2 separate regions of the Homo sapiens genome follow, and region 1 is linked to region 2. A link is a loop called in an ENCODE intact Hi-C map of the cell type or tissue named here. Cell type or tissue: Calu3. All regions are shown on one strand.

Evidence for each region. Peaks named below come from ENCODE experiments on the same cell type or tissue, not always from the same donor. Only the 100,000 strongest peaks of a DNase experiment are listed, where the experiment ranks them.
Region 1: a loop joins it to region 2, with 2.2 times the contacts of the local background. A loop is called at or near these places in 14 of 110 quality-filtered maps.

Annotation. Positions count from the first base shown.
Region 1 is chr10:72,047,323-72,049,822 of GRCh38, reverse strand. No RefSeq gene overlaps it. Among named protein-coding and RNA genes, the nearest start is that of SPOCK2, 40 kb to the left of the region's middle. In Calu3, a CTCF peak has its summit at 1,128 (motif pointing right); a DNase peak (open chromatin) is centred at 1,132.
Region 2 is chr10:72,096,921-72,099,420 of GRCh38, reverse strand. ASCC1 (activating signal cointegrator 1 complex subunit 1) reads left to right here. Exons shown (of 10, transcript NM_001198800.3): 10 at 1,971-2,500. The coding sequence ends at 2,087. Among named protein-coding and RNA genes, the nearest start is that of SPOCK2, 9.6 kb to the right of the region's middle. In Calu3, no CTCF peak of the experiment used is centred here; DNase peaks (open chromatin) are centred at 240, 860 and 1,470.

The DNA.
Region 1 (2,500 bases), 50 kb after region 2:
GTGGTTTAAAACAACACAAATTTATTCTTCCACAGTTCTGGCAGCCAAAAGTTCAAACTCAAGGTGTCAGTGGGGTTGGCTCCTTCTTGAAGTTCTTGGGGAGGATCTGTGCCAGGCCTGTCCCCAGCTTCTGTGTTTGCCAGCCATCCTTGCATTCCTGGACCTGCAGATGCCTCACTCTAGGCTGTCTCCATTTCCATATGGCCTTCTCCTCTGTGCCTGTCTATCTTCCTCGTCTTCCTCATTCTTCTTCTTCTCCTCTTTCTCCTTATCCTTCTTCTTGTCCTCCTTCTTCTTCTTTTTCTTTCTTCTTCTTTTTTTTTTTTTTTTTTTTGAGACAGGGTCTCATTCTGTGGCCCAGGCTGGAGTGCAGCGGTATGATCATAGCTCACTGTAACCTCAAATTCCTGGGCTCAAGTGACCCTCCTGCCTCAACCTCCTGAGCAGCTAGGACTACAGGTGTGAGCCACCAAGCCTGGTTAATTTTTAAAAATTTCTGTAGAGACTGGGTCTTGCTATGCTGCCCAAGCTCATCCCAAACTCCTGGCCTCAAGCAATCCTCCTTCCTCGGCCTCCCAAAGCATTGGGATAACAGATGTGAGCCACTGCACCCAGCTGGTATTCTCCCTCTTCCTATAGAGACATAAATTGTTGGATTTAGGGCCCACCCCAAATCCAGTATGATTTTATCTTCAGGTGATTTACTAATTACATCTGTAAAGATCTTATTTCTAAAATAAGGTCACATTCCAAGGTTCCTGGCGGACACAAATATTTGGGACTTATTATTCCGCCCACTACAGGGATTGTGTGCTGGAGAAACTGAACATAAACCACAGAGGCCAGACGGGTAACTGGAGAGTGCGGGTCTCTGCCTGTCATTGTCAGACTTGGCTTTCCAAAGAAGCCAGAAATCTGGATTTGTACGTAAAATATCTAGATTTTTAAATGCTGGTAACATATTAAGAACCTGGTCCCTATATTCATGCTTTATAGATAGCACATCTATAGGTCGCATTCAGCCTGTAGAGCAACCAGTTTGTGACCTCTAGTGGAAGCTCTAAAACTTGGCTTCTGTGAGCTCAGAAAGACAGCACGGACCTATGCACTTCTGCCAGTAGCCACCAGAGGGCGTGCTAGGCATTGCGTCAGAAAACGCCTCTGGCAACCAGGCCCAGGAGGTGGCCAGGGAAATCCAACGGAGGTTTTTCAAGTCAGGGAGTGGATGGGATCGGGGGAGGTCTGGGATTAGGCTAATGACCAAAATTCATTCTATTTAACATTTACTCTTCCATAATTGTCTCTTAATCTTTTATGACTGGTACCCCTTGTCCACTAAAGATACCTGCTCCCTTGGCAGACAAAACAAGTTCAAAAACAGCAAAAGAATACTACAGGGAAAAGAAAGGAACAGCCAACAATAACCATTTGAAGACTTTTCTTGATTATGAATCAATCAATTAACTTAAGAAAATTGACACATGGCTGGGTGCGGTGGCTGACGCTTGTAATCCCGGCACTTTGAGGGCCGAGGTGGGCAGATCACTTGAGGTCAGGAGTTTGAGATCAGCCATGGCTAACATGGTGAAACCCCATCTCTGCTAAAAATTCAAAAATTAGCCGGGCATGGTGGCATGCGCCTGTAATCCCAGCTACTCGGGAGGCTGAGGCAGGAGAGTCGCTTGAACCTGGGAGGTGGAGGTTGCAGTGAGCTGAGATTGCACCACTGCACTCTAGCCTGGGTGACAGAGCAAGACTTCGTCTCAGAAAACAAACAGATAAACAAACAAACAAACACCCCTCATGTACCCACCCCTAGCTTCAACAATTAGCAACTCATGACAAATCTTGGTCCCTCTATGTACTTTTTGTTTCTTTGCTGGAATATTTTAAAGCAAATCCCAGGCATTGTATAACTGTATCCCAAAATACTTTAGATAGACACATTGTTTTATTTGTTCTTTTATTGTTGCTGTTGTTCTTTGTTTTCCACCAGAGAACTAACTCACAGCTAACTCTCATCCAACATGGGCGGATGAGAGCCCCTCTTAACTCGTCTCAGCCTCAGCTGTCTTAGGGGTGGGAGCAAACACCTTTTCCATAATTTCCATCTGTAGGTCCACTTTTCTGTTTTCCACCTTTTAAGAAATTTTTTAATGGAGATGGAGGTCTCACTATGTTGCCCAGGTTGATCTTGAACTTGTGGGCTCAAGTGATCCTCCTGCCTCAGCCTCCTAAAGTGCTGGGATAACACGTGTGAGTCACAGTGCTCGGCCTCTACTCATTTTTCAAAAATCAGATAGTATGGGTAAAACTCAGTGGTGTATTTTATTTTATTTTATTATTTTTGTTTATTTATTTTTTGAGATGGAGTCTCACTCTGTCACCCAGGCTGGAGTGCAGTGATGTGATCTCGGCTCACTGCAACCTCCACCTCCCATGTTCAAATGATCCTCTGCCTCAGCCTCCCGAGTAGCTGGGATTACAGGTGTGTGCCACC
Region 2 (2,500 bases):
AGAATCCAGCACTCTTTCCACAGCCTGCTCTTGCCTTAGTGGATGTGAGAATTTATGTTTAGTTATCTCTCTCAATTCTTCTGTTATTGCATTGCAGTCACATCCCAGCTAACTTCATGATTGCTACATTTGCTATTTCCTTAAACCTGGAGTAGGAGAATATCCCTGGCAGATTCATGCTGTCTGTAGGCCATCTGCATAAGGTGAAGTGAAGTCATGGGTCGGTCACTTGCAGCTTCTCACTGTGGCCTCCCCACTACTTGAAAACATGGGCACAAAGAGAAGAAGGTAGCACTCACAGGCTGCCAATCCTTAAAAAGTAACTTGTTGAAAGTATTATGAGTTTCCTTTTAGTTTTCTTTTGTATTGTCTTTTATTGCTTCTTTGGTTATAGCTTTTCTGTACCTAGAAGGCTTCAGTTTGCAGAGCTATAAATCTGTCAGTCTTAGTGACGTGTCTTTCACTTCAAATTAGTGTTCAGCAAAGGGATTAGCAGATAACCATTTCAGGCTGAATTTCTTTACATAAAAGGGTGGATATGGTTTAAGCAGGCTGCCAAAGCCAGGAAGAGAAGTTAATTGTGTAAATCAATGCAGGCAGGAGCTGATCACCTTTCTGAAACACAAGACAATGCAGCATACAACCTCTAAATAGATCTTTGGGGTCAAGTTGATGTCATGTTGAAGAATCAATATTTACTGGGCTTTATAAAGTTAGCCTTTAATGAACCCTCAGGCATTTTGCTAGGCCATTAATTGCAGGAAGAGGAAAAGCAATGGTGGCCAAGGTCCATGTTTGTGGAGGTTGTATAAAAATAAGTGAAAAGACAGTCACTTGTCCATGTGCAAAGGTCCCCTCAGGCATCGTTGGGGACATGTGTCACAAGCCTTTCTTGGGGCCAGGTATGGTGGCTAATGCCTGTAATCTCCGTGCTTTGGGAGGCTGAGATGGGAGGATTGCCTGAGTTTAGGAGTTGAGGCCATGATTGCACTACTGCAATCCAAGGCACTCCAGCCTGGGCAACAAAGCGAGAGACCCTATCTCTAAAAAACAACCAAGGCTTTCTTGGGATTGTACTGACATTTTAAGAAAGAGCAATTCCTACATCCTAACAGAGGAAGGTACGCTCTTTACTCTTTGACGCTCCTTATTCAGGCACTATGGCTGCATTTTCCTGGGATGAATTCTGATGTCATTTTGGGTCCTGCCTTATAAATGTGGTAATCACAAAGTCCAGTCCCTCTTGGAGTATGTATGGTTCATCCCTCACTCTGACACACTTTTGAAAGCTTTTGTAAAGTACAGGATCATAGCAAAAAGTATTTATTTTAGGTCGCTGGCTTGAATCCAAGTCTAATAAAGGTATTTGATAAGTAATCACTTGTACTTGTTCTGTTGGCAGTAGAAGTGTCCCTTGGGTTGTTCTGTGTGTGTGTGCATGCTCTGTGTCCCTCAGTGGTTTGTCTGAATCACTTGTGAGTCAGGAGCCTTATCTTCTATTTATTTTAGTCAGCGCTCCTAACAAATGGCGTTGATTAGATATATGTTACGTCAAATTTAACCCTGGTGCAACAAAGCCGAGATCCCTGCATGGTCAGTCACTGGAAGTCAGAAGCAGCCTGGTCAGACTCTGTGAGTCAGGGTGTGGCCATGGGGCGTTTGCTATAAGTTCTTGGTCATATCTGGTCAGTAGATGAATTTCGGATTTGACTTTTCAGAACCTCTTTCTCTGGTGCATTTGTCAGGGGAGACTTTAGAATTAATCAGAGAGAAGAGCTGGCTGTTCTTTTCTCACTCCCACCCCCATCCCTCCTCTCCTGGATCATTATTCAGAGTAAACACTGAAAAGAAAAAGCATGAGAGATTTGTTGGGATTGTTGTGGTTTGGTGTTTTTACAAGATAATCTGATGTTTAATATTTTCATCTATACTTTAAATATTCATTCTGGGTTTTTATTCTTCCTTTTCAGTTGTTTGAGAACTTCTACTTTGGCTCCCTAAAGCTGAATTCAATTCACATCTCTCAGAGGTTCACCGTAGACAGCTTTGGAAACTACGCTTCCTGTGGACAAATTGACTTCTCCTGAGGTGGATCTTGGAAAGCACTAGAAACTAAACATCTTCACCAGGTGCTGAAGAAAAGTGTCTTCGTTTTAATTGCCAAGCAGGGATGTGGACATTTGGATGGTGACTTTCCTGGGTGGTTCCCCATAGATTCACCATTGCCTCTAATGGTGTCTACACCCGTCATACTACCAGCTGAGATGGTGGTGGGCATAAGGAGAATTTGTGCCTATAACCCTTAGTGTGTTCTGGTTTTTTTTCTTTTAATTTTTAAATTGTCGTAAAATACTCATAAAACATACTGTCTTCACCATTTTTAAGTGCACAGTTCAGTAACGTTAACTGTTAATACATTCATAATGCTGTGTGGCCGTCACCGCCGTCCATCTCCATAGGCTTCTCAGCTTGTAAAATGGAAACTGTACCCATTAAACAG